Regions from separate parts of the Mus musculus genome. Here region 2 is linked to region 1. The links are chromatin loops, found by intact Hi-C in ENCODE. Cell type or tissue: gastrocnemius. All regions are shown on one strand.

What was found. Peaks named below come from ENCODE experiments on the same cell type or tissue, not always from the same donor. Only the 100,000 strongest peaks of a DNase experiment are listed, where the experiment ranks them.
Region 2: a loop joins it to region 1, with 2.6 times the contacts of the local background. A loop is called at or near these places in 2 of 42 quality-filtered maps.

Annotation. Positions count from the first base shown.
Region 1 is chr16:32,531,345-32,539,344 of GRCm38, reverse strand. No RefSeq gene overlaps it. Among named protein-coding and RNA genes, the nearest start is that of Zdhhc19, 39 kb to the right of the region's middle. In gastrocnemius, a CTCF peak has its summit at 3,835 (motif pointing left); no DNase peak of the experiment used is centred here; H3K4me3 peaks cover 771 bases; H3K27ac peaks cover 1,610 bases.
Region 2 is chr16:32,582,872-32,590,871 of GRCm38, reverse strand. No RefSeq gene overlaps it. Among named protein-coding and RNA genes, the nearest start is that of Tfrc, 22 kb to the left of the region's middle. In gastrocnemius, no CTCF peak of the experiment used is centred here; no DNase peak of the experiment used is centred here.

The sequences.
Region 1 (8,000 bases):
AGCCCCAGGTACCAGCCACGGATATAATATGGAAGAGTTTATTTAGGGCATGGGGAGGGGAGTTGAGGAGGGAGTAGAGACAGAAAAAGGCAGGGTGAGGGAGAAAGAGGGAGGGAGGGAGGGAGGGAGGGAGGGAGGGAGGGAGGGAGGGAGGGAGAGAGAGAGGAAGGGAAGGAGGAAGGGAGTTTGGGGAGAGAAAAGACAGAGAGGGTAAGAGAGCAAGAAAGAGAGAGAAAAGGAGGCAAGGAGCCCCTTTTATAGTGAGTTAAGCTTCCTGACTGTTGCTAGGTAACCGTGGGGCGGAGCCTAGAAGGAATGCTAACACTGGTGGTCCTGAAACTCACTCTGTAGACCAGACTCAAATTCCTAAGATTACCTACCTCTACCTCCTGAAGGCTGGAATTAAAGGCTGGCATTTCATTTTCATTCCAAGTGAAAAAGATTTTTGTGAGAACTCTCATATTAACTTCTCCAAGAGTAGGATAATAACTTAGCTTAGGTTTGACTTTTATCCTGACTCCATTTTGATTTTTAATTTGCTCTGTTGGTTTGATGTTCAGGCTTCGACCTTAAAAAAACCTTTCTGCCCCCTTATTTACACATAAATGTACTCAAAGCAGCATGTGAGTGCTTTTACCTAAATGGAATCATTTAATACATTTTTTTTATGCTCCATTCCCCAACATCAAATATTTGGTTTGTCTGTTTGTTCACAGATCACACCACTCAATGTGCCATGCACAGTTTATGCTTCCCTTGTTGATGGTCTGGACCCCAGCTCCTCCTCACATGACCCTCAGAGACAGGCTCTGCGGAGGAGTCCGTCCAGCTTCCAGGAAGCCTCCTGGGTTGGCTCACTTTGAAGCTGGGCCACCCACAGACCCTCACAGCTTGGATTCAAGATCAAGGACTCCCCCACCCTACAAAAGCCTGAGGGGCAGGAAGGACCCAGCAGAGCCCAGGACCTTGCTGAGGCCATGGTTCCACCCTGCTGGGTAAGCTCTACAAAGTTCTGCTGGCCAGGGGGCCCACCAGTAAAGAAGATAAAAGGAGAGGTAAGGTAAACACAGTGAGTAGGCTAAAGGCTGCAGCAGAACAAAGGGGCTACAGATACAAATATAAGAAGAGATTAAGCCCTTGCTTGATCTAAAATTAGGACTCTTGAGGAACAAGGTCTCAAGCTGGAGGCAGATGGTCCTCTAGGAGAGCAGCCCCTCTTCTAAGATTCCTTCTTCGTGCTTGATGGCTAGGGCTCTTGAGCTACAGTCCCTGTTAGGAACTCCTTCAGTTGGAATTTGGTTATCCAGTCAACTCTTAAGAGGAAAAAACACTTCACGAGTTAGGGAGAAAGGCCTTAGTACTATACCAGCATGCTTGGGCTTTTCTGTGCTGGAAACATCTCTCCCACGCCCTGATACTCAGTTACTAATGATTTTCTACCTGGCTTGTAAACTAATTCACTTAGCATTTAGGAAATAGCATCACACTTAGAAACTCTTCGTGGCCTTCCTCATTACCTAAGAATTTGAACTATACACTAGGGCCACTGAGAAAATCTGAGCTGATTAAAACTTCATTAGTATTTATTGATAAACAGTTTGTTTGTTTGTTTATCTTTTTATTTTATTTTATTTTATTTTATTTTGAATATATGAATATTTTGCCTGGATGTATGTATATGCACCATGTGTATACCTTGTACCACAGACGTCAGAAGAGGGCATCAGATCTCTGGGATCAGATGATTGTGCTGAAGGAAGATAAAATATTGTAACTTGTGAGTTTAGGAGCCCACAGCCCGGCCTGGGACCAAGAACAAAGCAGAACAGCCCCCAGGCATGCCAGGGCAGGGCTGTTGTTAAGGCATTCCTAAGAACATCTTGACTGTAAAGATACAAGGACCAGCAGGGCTATATTATCTAAGAATCTCCCCTCTGTCTATTGCCCCTTGGTGCCGGGTAAAGTCATACATCAACTGGTTGCTATGTGAACAAAGATAAGCCCCCCAGTCCACAGGAAGAAAGTCCTGATGCCCTATGTTCTTTCTGTTAATGTTTGAATAAGCCAATAGTGTGTCGCTGTGCTGAATTCCACATCCCTAAGCCCCTTACCCCATAAAAACCCCTAGCTTTCAAGCCTCGTGGCCAACATCCGTTATCTCCTGTGTGGGATACATGTCGGTCTGGAGCTCCGTAATTAAACGTCCTCATGTAATTACATCAAGATGGTAGTCTGTTCGTGATTCTTGGGTGCACACCGAATCGGGAGTTGAGTGGGGGTTTCCCCACTAGGTTCTATCAGAGCCACCATGTTGGTGCTGGGAATTGAACTCAGGTCCTCTGCAAGAACAAGAGTGTTGGCAACTGGTTCTAATGCTTTAATTGGGAATCTGTGAGTCTAATGCTGAAGGTCCTTGTCTTCAACTAATTGAGGGTTTTTTTTTTTCCAAGAAAATACTCAATTATCTTTTGCCTACTAGACAATCTGATGGGGACATTTTCTCAGCTGAAGTTTCCTTTTTCAGTTTGACTCCTGTTAGACTGTATTTGACAAAAAAACAAAGAAAGAACGAAAGAAAGAAAGAAAGAAAGAAAGAAAGAAAGCTTAGCAGTTTCTTAAACCACTGTCTCAACATTCTTTTAAAAAGTTTATAGCATATATATGTATATGTATACACACACACACACACACACATGTATATAGTGGGGTTGCAAGCATGTTTTAGTATGTTTGTTGAGATGTGCCAGAGGTGCCCCAAATAAAGCATCTCTTGTGCTACCGAAGGAACATTAGAGGAAAGCCCCATCCTGGGAAGCCACACAGGAAAGTCTCTGGCTAACTGCAGATGAACCAGTTTGCAGGATTCTCAGAAGTTCACTGATCATGTCCACAGGGAAGCTAGGTCCCCTAGCTGAACCACTTGCCGTGGTCACAGGGCAGGTTTCAGCTTGAAGTGTGCGCGTGCTTGTGCTGTTAGAGACCAACCCAGGGTTCCCTGTATGGTCAGCAAATACTCACTTGTGCATTACTCCTTAGTGCCTCAGATCCTTTCCAAACTGCCTTTCAAAGACTCACTCTGGTATCTTTGCAGGTGGGGCCCCCTTCTCTCTCTCTCTCTCTCTCTCTCTCTCTCTCTCTCTCTCTCTCTCTCGGATCCACAGGTGCTGAGCTGGCAGACCACAGCTTGATCCTCCTCAGAGGACTGGGCCTCCTAAGTGGCAGAGATTTTTGACACCCCAGCAAAAAGCCTTAATTACTACTCCATTGCCTTGAGAGTCCAGCAAGGCTCCCTAAGACAGCAAGCGGGGAAGCCAGGAAAGCTTTTAGAACTGTTGTGGGCCATGTCAGGAGACCAGAGAGTCACATGGGGGTAATTTAGGATCCCAGTTGCTGGTACATATTGGGGGCAGCTCCCTGCAACCTCAGGGTTACTCTGGTTATATAACCTGGACACTTGTCAGGAAGATGTTGGCCCCCATAGAGTAAGCTCCCCACAGGAGAAAGGCCACTGCCTTACCTACTGCAAAAGCCATCACCCATCCCAATCTCTATTTGACCTGCACATGATTTTAGGGGTTTCTCAGTGGCAAAGCTACAAGAGCCCCTGACCTAGAGAAAGACGGCTCTTGTTTCCTGTCCTCCTCTGGAGAAGGTTTGAGGTCACACTCCATAGGTCACTAGTTCCACAGCTAAACAGTGTTGTCTCAGGAGTGAGCCTGAGGAGAAGAGGCACAGGATCCCCAGAAATACCAAGTACTCTGACCAACCCTGCCCTGCTAGAGGAGGTGGGGCCAGGGCAAGTATCCCAAAAATAGCCCTCTGGTGGCCTGGGATCCCTGCCTCTGAGGTCAAATTTGGAACTGAGAATCCCAGAGGGGCTCTGTTCTCATACTCTCCGTGGCCTGTCCCCTCAGGCAGGCCATCTGGACACTCTGGGGAAAAGGTACAGGCTCCCTGTGGACAGGGAGGTCGCTGTGGCAACCTCTTCTGCTCTGAAAGTGTATGTAGATTAAGAGCACTCTGGGTTGGTCTGAGCTGTTGGAAGTGGGCAGAAGGGAAGCAGGATTTTAACTCTGCAGCTCCTTATCCCTTAAGCAGATGAGCATAAAAACCAACGGGCAAGAGGAGAGGTGGGGCATACGTGTGTGTGTGTGTGTGTGTGTGATACATGTGCTGTGCAACAAAGGCTGCGTGTGGCATGTGTTGTACTTTTAAAGTATGTTTGTGTGGTGAATGTGTGTTCTATCATCGGTGAAACCATGATTACTTTTTAGGGGTTATTAATCTCTATAAAAGAATTTGGAGCTGGACACGGTGGTGCACACCTTTAATCCCAGCCTTGCAGAGGCAGAGGCAGAAGCAGGCGGACCTCTGAGTTTGAGAGCAGCTGGGCTAAATAGTGAGACACTGCCTAGGAATAAGTTAATTAATTTAAAAAATGTAGACGAAGACTTAAAAGGAAGCTTGTAGACGATCAGGCAAGCAATAAATCTCAGCAGCTGCTGCAAACAGGAAGATGGAGAAGAGGTAAAGTCTTGTGCAGTGGAGGGCGACAAGTGTTGTAGCCTCCGAATCTCTGCAGTTATCTATCCTGTTTCTTGGAAGCCTCACCAAAGAGACTTCAGTATTGTGTGCAGACGGTTTGCCTCTGTGTTCCCCCACCCCACCCCACCCCCCACTCCCTGCAGAAGCTCTCATCTTCCCTCCTGTCCAAGGCAAGCACAGTACACAAGCTGCTTTCTGCGCTGCATCCCCACTGCAGCAAGCTCAGGGCTCCCTCCCTGTCCCTGTCCACTCCAAGGGAACCCAGCCTGGCATTAGAATGGCACTGCCCATAAAACCTCCTTAATGAAAACACCCCGAGGAGCTAGATGCTAGCTTGAGACAGCCTCCCTGCCTCTGCTGACCAAAAACTAGCTCTCCCTCTGATAAAAGGAACTCTACAGGTGCCTGTCCTTGGGACCTTAAAGAACTAACTAACTCAAAGAAGATTAAGGGCCCATGTTTGAATCACAGAAAAAAGGTAATCAGAGGTCACAGACAGTTATGGCCGGCCATAAAAATTAGTTCCTAATAACCCCACAAAAGACACTTTTTAATCCCCTCCCAGCTTCAGTTCGGTCCCACCAAATGGTAACCCAACCTCTACTCCCCTTCACCCTAAGCTTTCAAAGAATCCCTAACTGCACTGTATATAAGCTCAGTGCTTTCAGGACTCGGACTCGGGGTGGCATGCATGCTAGCACCTACGTCATGGGGTGGGGGGCTTGCCAAACTCATTTCCAATAAAAAGACTCTTTTGCAAGTTGCAGTGGACTTCGAAATTCTTGGGCTCATCTGGGTTTCCTGCGGACTCAGGGCATAACACAAGCAGATATGCATGAAGAAAGAAGAGTGTCAGAGAAAAAGAGGGGGAGAGACCCCAGAGCATCAGGCAAAGCAAGCTAAGGGGTTTTGTTTGTTTGTTTGTTTTGAGGTGGTGGGAGGAGATAGAAAGAGTAAAAGAAAAGTTACACTTTTCTTAGTTATTTTAAAAAGTGTGCAGACTTAACCAAGCCTTGGCAGAGGCTCTGTAACCTATACTGAGGGGGCGGGGTGGGGGTGGGGGCCTCCAGGAGGAAAGCACACCATCTCATTATGGGGATAATTATTCCTCCATCATGGCTTGGCCTCTGTGAATGGCCTTCCTGAGTGGTGGTCTTTTAGCTAAGTGATTGACAGGTCCTTAAGGAAGGCGACAGTCACAGACTGTTCCAATCTTCCCAAGCAAAGCAGAGCGAAACATAGAAGAGCAGGTCTCCACTCTGCCCAAGGCCAGAGGTATCTTCTATGTGCCTGACTGATGAGAGTCTCCTGCTGTGTATTCTGTGCGCGCGTTCGGGGCATCTGTGTGCTATGTGCTGGCATGGGGATGGTCACTCGGTCAGTGTGCATGGGTGGAAGGTGGTTTTCCTTGGAGGGAACTAAACAAAGGAAATGAGAAGTTGAGGTCAGGAGAGAGGTCGAAACTGAAAAAAAACCAGGGCAATCTGTGGATGAAGTAGAATTAAAGGGAAATAGACGGCCTAAGTGTGGGCAGAAGAAAAGCAGCCTCCTCGGGCCGAAGGCCATCCAACCCCTCCTGTGGAGTGAAAGCAGAAGGAAGAGGTGGCCACTGGGAACGAGCACCATGTGAGCAACGGAAAACCTGGCTGCAGGTGCTGAGGCCAGCTATTTTTACATAGACACCTGTCTTCTCTCGCTTCTGGGCCGCAGGCAGACTCGATCACTTTGTGTTGCCTTTTTTTTTTTTTTTTTTAAAGCTATTATATTGGGTTCTTGTACCTCTACCTCCTTTCTAACCCCCAACACTAGGAAGGAGAGAAAGAAGGTCAGAAGGGAAAGGCGGTATAGACCTCTATAGACTACTTCTTGCTGATTAGGGGTTTCAGGTTCCTAGGGGCAAGTCCAACCATCATTGTCAGAATGACAATGTTGGGGTGATCTTTTTGTGCACTGTGTAAATGTTGACATCTGTGCCCAGCAGGAAGTTGAGGGCAGGCCTGACTTTGGAATTGTTAGGCATCACCTATCTCAGGGTTTTATAACTCTCCCTCCAACAACTTCTGATTGGTTTAATAAGGAGCTGAAGGGCCTACAGCAGAGCAGGAGAGACCAGCTGGGATTTCCCCAGGAGAGGAAAGGCGGGACTTCTGGGCAGAGAGATAGCAACTCTGGGAGAGAGTCTGAGGCTGGAATTTCACTAGACACAGAGGAAGTCTGGAGTGTGAAGCTGAGGAGAGGTAACGAGCCACAAGGCAGACATAGATTAATATAAATGGGCTAATTTAAGCTAAGGCCTAAAGCTTTCCTAATTAATAAAAGATCTCCAGGTGGAGAGATGGCTCAGTGGTTAAGAGCACTGACTGTTCTTCCAGAAGACCTGAGTTCAATTCCCAGCAACCACATGATGGTTCACCCATCAGTAATGGGATCCGATGCCCTCTTCTGGTGTGTCTTAAGACAGCTACAGTGTACTCATATAAATAAAGTAAAATTGAAAAAAAAAGAGAGAGAGACTTCTTAAAAAACATTAAATAAATAATAATTTTTTTAAAAAAGAAAAGAAAGTTTTTAAGTCTCCACTGAGAGCCTCCTCAGCTTGCGGCTCCCGACCTCTCTGGCGGCTCCGTACGGGAAGCTGATTCAGGTCTCTTTACTCAGTTACTCTTCCCCAAGGCCAAAAACCTAGTATAGAAGTCTTTGAAGGCAGAGAGACCTGAGAAGATCCACATTCTTCTGATTGGCTGCATGAGACCCTGAATACCATACAAAGCTCTTTGAGCCTCCCAAACAGGGGTAATATCTGTGCGATTAAACAGAAGATCACTGAAGAGTGCCAAACAGCGGGAAGTAGCCAGCAAGACAGCGCCTTCCTGGAGATGGAGCCTTGTCGTTCAGTCAAAGGAAACCACGATCGATCGTGTCAGTTCTCAAATGCGTTCCTGATGAAATTCAACTGTTTATGACCAGGAGTCACTGTTTCGCCTTCCTTTGCCCTGAGAACATGACTACGCGTGAGTCTTCAGCAGTTAGATCTACCAAGTGCCGGGTGCCCTACTGCTCGGGGCCTGCTGCCTGTTTGGGGGGAGTTCACTGTGTAACTATCTGTGGTGGTTTGACTAGGAATGCTCCCATGGGCTCATCCATTTGGATGTTTGGTCTCTAGTTGCTTGAACAGTTTGGGAAGGATTAGGAGGTGTGGCCCTGTTGGAGGAGTGTGTCACTCAGGATGGATTTTGAGTTTTTAAAAGCCTAAACGGTTCCCAGTCAGCTCTTTCTGCTTCCTACTTGTGAATAAGGACGTAAGCTCTAAGCTACTGCTCCAGAGCCATGCCTGCCTGCCTGCCCACCCCATGCTCCTTGACACGGTGATAACGGTCTCACCTTTGAACTCTAAGCCGACAATAAACTCTCCTACGAGTTGCTCTGTTCATGGTATTTTGTCATAATGGTGGAAA
Region 2 (8,000 bases), 52 kb before region 1:
AAACAAAACAAAAAGCCGGGGCCTGGCAAACACAGAAGTGGATGCTCACAGTCTGTTATTGGATGGAACACAGGGCCCCCAATGGAGGAGCTAGAGAAAGTACCCAAGGAGCTGAAGGGGTCTGCAAACCTATAGGTGGAACATCAATATGAAATAATCAATACCCCTGGAGCTCGTGTCTCTAGCTGCATATGTAGCAGAAGATGGCCTAGTTGGCCATCATTGGGAAGAGAGGCCCCTTGGTCTTGCAAACTTTATATGCCTCAGTACAGGGGAATGCCAGGGCCAAGAAGTGGGAGTGGGTGGGTAGGGGAGTGGGGGGGGTATGGGAGACTTTTGGGATAGCATTTGAAATGTAAATGAAGAAAATACCTAAAACAAAACAAAACAAAACACCTCCTTCCTCCACACAACAGCAGTCCTGAACGGCCAGGAGAACAGAATGGATGTCCTCGGATTTAATTTCAGTGCTGCTGTTTATAAAATCAAAGGGTCCTTGCGAATCTCTTGTCCAGCCACACCTTTACTTCCCTATAGTTTCCCACATCCTTAGATCCATTAGCACCGGAAAGAGTAAGATTCGCAGAGGGTCATAAATTTAGATTCAGGAATTAGCTAAGAAGCTCTGCTAGGTTGCTTTCTGTTGCTGTGATAAACACCATGACCCAAAGAACCTGGGGGAAGGAAGGGCTTTATTTCATCTTAGACCTCTCAGGAGGCAACCAAATGGAAATATTAATGGATTTCAAAACGTAGCGCGCAGCTAGAGAGACGGCTAAGTGAATAAGAGCACTTGCTGCTCTTCCAGAGGACTCAAGTTCAGTTGGTAGCACCCGAGTCAGGCAGCTCACAAGCACCTGTAAGTCCAACTCTTCTGGCCTCCAGAAGTCCCTGCACACACCCTGCTGTGCCGCGTCTCTTCCTGTTGCACACTGAGCTGGACTGGAGGGAGGGAACCTTAACTGGGTGCTGTTAGGTGCAGTGCAGGATCTCTGTCAATGAAGTGTGCATAGACAGTGAACACACTGGATCATTTATTGGGGAAAATGGGTATTTATGCCCCTGGGGAGGTGGCCACAGTCTCTGGGGCAAGGTTTGTGTGGTCCTGTACCATTGGCCAGGGCAGGGGTGTTGGAAGATGCTTCATCTACAGACTTGGGGGCTGTAGGGTGGGGGTGGGGGGAACTTTATAAGGTCAAACGAGAAGTGAAGCTTGAAGTGTCAGGGTAATAAACTCTCACTAAGGTTGATGGTGCGGGAGCAGCTTTATGGTTCCAGGTTGAGAAGGAGGAGGTAGCCAACTCCTGCCATCCTCATGTTTGAGGTAATTAGTGTTAAAGCTCCCTCAACCCTGCCTCCATAATCCTGGGCCATTGCAGTTCCACAATACCCCACCCCCATATACATGAATAAAAAATAAAGTACTTTTCTGAGACAGGGTTTCTCTGCGTAGCCCTGGCTGCCCTGGAACTCCCTCTGTAGACCAGGCTGGCGTGGAACTCAGAAATCTGCCTGCCTCTGCCTCCTGAGTGCTGAGATTAAAGGTGTGCGCCACCACCTTCCCACTAGCCTATAGCTGAACTTGAACTTGTTGACTGTTATTTTAAAAAGAGACAATAGATCTTTCTTCACTTTTACCTTTAAAGGGGAGGAAAGCCTTCTGGTTACTAGAAATGACAGTTTCTATGAGTATGAGCCATTTAGATAATAAAAATAATAAATAAAGTTTTCTTATAAAATCCCTACTCACAGGGTGTAGGGTCTCATGTCACAGATATCTACAGACATCTCTACGTCTACTTTAGCCTGTATAGCTCCTGAAAAGACACAGAGACCTGGTAATTTTTATTAACAAGCTGCTGGCATTCTGTTGGGCAAGCTCTGATGTATTCTAACCCTGCTCGACTGTTAATGCCAGATAAATGCCCCAATACTTGCCATTCGAGTCTTAATCTGGCTTGTTCTATTCCATGTGTGTCCTCCAGGTGAATCCTCCATGTTTTCCACAGGCTCTCATACCTGTCTTCTCTTCCCTCCATCTGCCACATGCCCCTTCTTCTCCTGAACCCTCACCTGGTTCTTCTCCCTCAGACTCCTGGTTGGGTCCAGAAGTCCAACCTTTCTATCTCTGCCCAGTCATTGGCTGTTCAGAGCCAATGACTTTTATTAGCCAATCTGAGATAATCAGGGATCATTTCTTTATGCAACATTGATACGGGAGATTCTTCGATATTCATGACAATGCCCACATCTGGACTGTAACTAGATCTTGGGTCACAGAAATCAGCATCTGAACACACAGAGTACAAGACCTCCTCCAACAGTGATCAAGTTAAAACTCCTCCGCTAAATGACCCGAGGAACTCGTGTTCTACAGACCCAGAACTAACCCCTCTCTGAGAAGGACCCCTTCAGCTTGAAGCAGTTGAGAAAGAGTCGATGCTCCTGTCCCCCTCTTCTTTGATGGCTCTGTTCCCCACCCTTTTCTATGCTTTTAGACTTTGGAATGACAGAGTGCTGTGGTTGTAAAAATAGGATTCCTATAAGCAGCTGACCTCCTCAATTGTTATAATCAGCCCAGAAAGGAATGTCCATTGAGACAGCCCATCTCACAAGATAATTTGCCTTCACCTTAGGCAAATAATCTCGTGAGGGAAAGACTGCAGACCCCCCCAGCACCCCCCCCCCGTGGCTGCAACAATTTCCTCATTCCCAACCCCTCACCCCATACCCCAAAAAGGGTTCCAGGCAGCCTTGTCCCTTTACAAATCCCTCCATTTCCTTCCCATAAGAGAGGCTGCTCCTTGTACTGCTCGCTAATAAACACAATCTCATCTGTTGAGGTCACACTATGGTCTCTTTCCACATTCTATGTCTTTAAGATGCCTCAGAAATCTAACAGCCATGCTGTTTTGGAATGCTCCTCCATTTTGGTTAAATGATGAGAGTCCCCTAAAATAAAAGTAACTTAGTTCCGAGTTGTTTTTCTAGATTCTTGCCTCTCTGTCCCATCAATCCCAGTAATCGCCACCACACAGATAATTATTAGTCATCTGACATTCCTTAATCCACCCCACACCCTACCTCCCTAGCCCCTAGCAGTGGCTGACCTCAGACCAAAAAATGAGAAAAAAAAATCAGTTCCCACCCCTCTCCTTTTCTGCCTTAAAACTATTCTAGCCCCTAAGGAGATGACAAGCTACAGTTTTCACACTAGATACTCCTTGTTAGGCCTTTTCCCATGTCATAGTTGAGTCACCTGTCTCTTCTTACCTTATACATGGCAGTCATGTGGTGAGGGTATGTAAGGTCCCACTGTTGTAGGATATTTGATCATACTATGATCTGTGAGATTGTGTTATTTATTGGAAAAACCTGTTTTGAGTTGTAATGTGGCTCAGCCTTAGCACACACCTTTAATTGAAGAGCTTTCTGCTTGAATATTGTAAACAGGATTAAATAAAGTCAACCATAGGTCAAGAGGCAGAGCAAGCAACCAGTTGACAGAAAGTGAACATTAAGAAAAAAATCATAGAGAGTAAGGAGTCAGGAGGTCAGATGGAGAGATGTACAGGAAGTAGAAGGGAGGGACATTCAGTTTGAAGGTAGGTTTTTGAGATGGCATGAGAGAGGGCATTCCTTCTTGATCGTTGGCTGAAGAGGAAGGTCAGCTGGGTACTTTGCCTCTCTGAGCTAGCAGCCTTTCACCCCAGCACCTGGCTCCCAGAACTTCATTGGTAAAATAGAACAATTGCGATTTTTGCTAAAAACAAACAAACAAAAAACCCAAAACAATGTTGGGCACAACCACACAGACACAGAACTCATGCCAGCTGCAGACAAACTCAAAAGTCATCAGATTTTGTAAGGCACCTGGAAAGACCTCAAGGAGAGAGTTAAACAATATTTAAAAAAACTTTCCCATATTAAGGATGAGAAATATCATAATATAGGTTAGGACCCTGTGTAGCTACTTTAGATGGCTTGAAAATAGAAGCAGAAAATGAGAAGATAAATGGCTTAATTGAGGTTGACATAGTACCCATAATAATTACTATTAGTCTGGCAATTCATATTTTATCCTTACTAGCTATAGTCGATTTTTGGGCCAAATATGATAAGTGGATTGATAAGATACAAGTCTTAGAGAGACTTACAGATGAAAATAAGAAAATATTTAGACACAGACAGAAATTTAGATAAGAACATATCGTGCCACTGCATGATGAAACTGAAGAGGGATGGGCCGAGGTTGTTAGAAAACCGAGCTTAGTTTATCCAGTTACTATACAAGAACTACCAGCATCTTATAGGCACCCTCAAGGTTATGAAAAAGTTAAATGGACTCTTATATATATTAGAATTGAGGAGATTTAAGGAAGTAATCATTTCATATGATATGTTTTCACCCTATGTGAAGCATCTGCATTTAAAGATTTGGCAAGAGCAATATTGAAAGCTGGTCCTCAGCTACAATGGCGAACTGTTATTAGACGCGTTCTCACGACCGGCCAGGAAAGACACCACAGACCAGAATCTTCTGCGGCAAAGCTTTATTCCTTACATCTTCAGGAGCCAGAGTGCAAGAAGCAAGAGAGCAAGAAGCAAGAGAGAGCGAGAAAACGAAACCCCGTCCCTATTAAAGAGAATTCTCCTTCGCCTAGGACGTGTCACTCCCTGATTGGCTGCAGCCCATCGGCCGAGTTGACGTCACGGGGAAGGCAGAGCACATGGAGTGAAGAACCACCCTCGGCACATGCGCAGATTATTTGTTTACCACTTAGAACACAGCTGTCAGCGCCATCTTGTAACGGCGAATGTGGGCGCGGCTCCCAACATCTCCCCCTTTCCTTTTAATAAGAGCAAATAGGCCACCCATATTAATGAGAGTGGAGATAGAGGTCAAATCCCCAGTGTGTAGGTAAAGGAGCCATGTACAGGATTAGCTCTTAGGCTCACAGGCTTTTACCCAGAGCAACCCTGACCTGCTCCCGTGTCGTTTTGCCTGGGGGAAGGGAACTAGGACACTGAACCTTCATGAAAGATGACATGTCTCCCTAGAATAGGCTCATATATGCCGCAGAGCCTTTCCATTGCAGTGCTTAGCCGTGCAACTCTCTCGGGCTGCTGAAGCACACTCACTCTATCCCGTGCAATGAGACTAGCCTCGTGGGATATAAGAGCTGAGTGGCCAGCGACCTATTGCCTAAGCATAGATAACCATATATCAGGGGGAGCACCATGTTCTAGAGCTGCAAGCGCCTGGGCAATAACCACCTTGTCTCTCCTAGTTTAGGCCTTAAGCTTACAGACCAATCAAAGAAGCAACACTAATCCACAGCAAAGTGTATCTCCAAATAATATTAATCCCACCCATTTTTTAAAGAAAGAAAATGCTGAGGAGATCCAATTGGGTAATCCTTTGGTCAGGGACAGGTCCAAGCGCGTGGAGTTGACCTGAAGTCTCAATTCCCGAAGGATCTGTTCAAATTCAGCCATCCAATTCTGTAACATATACTGAAAAAGACTTTTTGACAAATTAGCTGCCCTAGTAAATTTAACATACTGAATGGAAATAACACACAATCCCGGAAACTTTTGTTCACATCCCTGCTGAGTTATTTGTCATAATGCATCTAGTTGTATCTGGACAAGATCTATGAGTTGATTAACCAGCATGAGACCTCTCTGTATCTTGACATTAGCTGAGGCCTGTTTATCTATGACTGTAGTCACTGAGGCTGACAAAGTGTTAATGGTGTCAGTCGTCTGGACCTGTCCAGACAGAGCCAAGGCTGTCTGAATCAAGGCTAAACCCAGTTCCTAGTTAGTGGTAAAAAAGCAGGAGAATACTTGAGCATTATACATCACCGTCATTGGGAGTGGAAATGTCGACATTATCCCCCAACGCTGCTCTCTTTTTATTATTGACGCCCTGGACATCACCAAGACGAGGGACATCAGTATTCCCTTGGTCAGTCTGGATTTTTCGGGTGAGTCTTTCTGGTACCCAAAATGGGTTGTCTTCATTCTGTGGGAAAACACAGATAGCTCCCCTGGATCTTATCAAAATAGGATCCGGGCCATACCATTTATTATCAAGGACATTTTTCCATTTAACCATCTCATTGGGCCTATCTGGCTCTGAACAATGACGTTCAGCCGCAGTATGGCCATGAACATCAATATTTAAAAAATTGAGTGTAAAGAGTGCCAAAGACACAGACACTCTTGGTGCTCGGGGTACAGTCTCCTCAAAAGTTCCCCTCTTCTGTTTTATAAGATAAGCTTTGAGGGTGCGATGCGCACGCTCAACAATACCCTGTCCTTGAGGGTTGTATGGAAGTCCAGTCAGGTGGGTTACGTCCATCTGACGGCAGAACTGTTGGAATTTTTGAGACGTATAAGCTGGTCCATTATCAGTCTTAAGGAGTCTGGGTTTCCCCCAAGCACTCCATGCCTCAAGACAATGTTGAATCACATGTGAGGCTTTTTCTCCGGTTAACGGAGAAGCAAACATGATGCCAGAACATGTGTCAATGGACACATGGAGATATTGAAGTTTTCCAAAGGAAGAAACATGTGTAACATCCATTTGCCAGACCTGTAGAGGTCGAATACCGCGTGGGTTAATTCCCACATGAGGAACTGGCAAGAACTCACAGCAGCTTTGACATTGAGTAACAATGTCACGGGCTTCTTTTCTTGTCAGGGAGAAACGACTGCGTAATGTTTCAGCCGTCACATGAAAATTGTTATGAAAATTTCTTGCAGCCTCTACCGGGGATGATAGGGCAGCAGCCACCACTTTAGTGGCCTTATCTGCCAAATCATTTCCCAGAGCCATGGGGCCAGGTAGGCCTGAATGGGCTCTAACATGAGTAATATAAACAGGAGATCTTCTAGATAACAAAACTAATTGTATCTGCTGAAAAATATTGGCAACTCTACTGGAAGGCTTAATCACTCCAGCCACTTCTAAAAGATTTACTGCATTAACCACATAACAGGAATCTGACACAATATTAAGGGGTTCTAAAAAGGTTTTTAAAACTTCTAAGACCACTAAACATTCTACCACTTGAGGTGAATTTTCATTATACTGTTTGGATACCACTTTACCATTAGCCACATAGGCACCTATGCCAGTTTTTGATCCATCAGTATATACCACAATCCCATTTTTAAGTGGGTTTCTTACTGTTATTTGTGGAAACACAACAGATTGATTTTGGGCAAACTGTAAGATTGGATGCTTTGGATAATGGTTATCTATTTTTCCTGAAAAGGAGGTAACTAAAACTGCCCAATCATTAGATGTGGCTGCCAAGGTTTGAACCTGTGCAGCGGTATAAGGTACAATTAAAAGATATGGACTTTGCCCAAAGTGGGTGATTGCTGCTTTTAGACCTTTAAGGGCAAGCTGTGCAATTGCATCAGGATACCAATCTATTATTTTAGCTGGGGATACGTTTGGATGGATCCACAACAATGGCCCATTCTGCCACAAAACTGCAGTTGGCAATTGTGCTGTCTTAAAGACACACAAACTGAAAGGTTGCGAATCCTCAATACGTTGTAATTGTGCATTTTGTAAGGCTTTTTCCACTTTTTGTAAGGCCTGGTTAGCAGCTAGAGTAAGAGTCCTAGGGGAGGAGATATGAGGATCTCCTTCTAAAATACCAAACAAAGGCCTTAACTCAGCGGAAGGAATCTTTAAAAAAGGTCTGAGCCAATTAATATCTCCCAACAGCTTTTGAAAATCATTTAAGGTATGGAGGTGATCTCTTCTTATCTCTACCTTTTGGGGCACAATCTTATCTGGGGACACCACAGAGCCCAAGAATTGTCCTGTATCAGAAATTTGGACCTTTTCTGTGGCTATCTGTAAACCCCACTGACTTAAAGTTTTAAGTAGAAAAGGATATGCCTTTTGTAGCATGGTAAGGTCTTTATGGCACAGGAGGATGTCATCCATGTAAAGGAGCAAAATTAAAGAG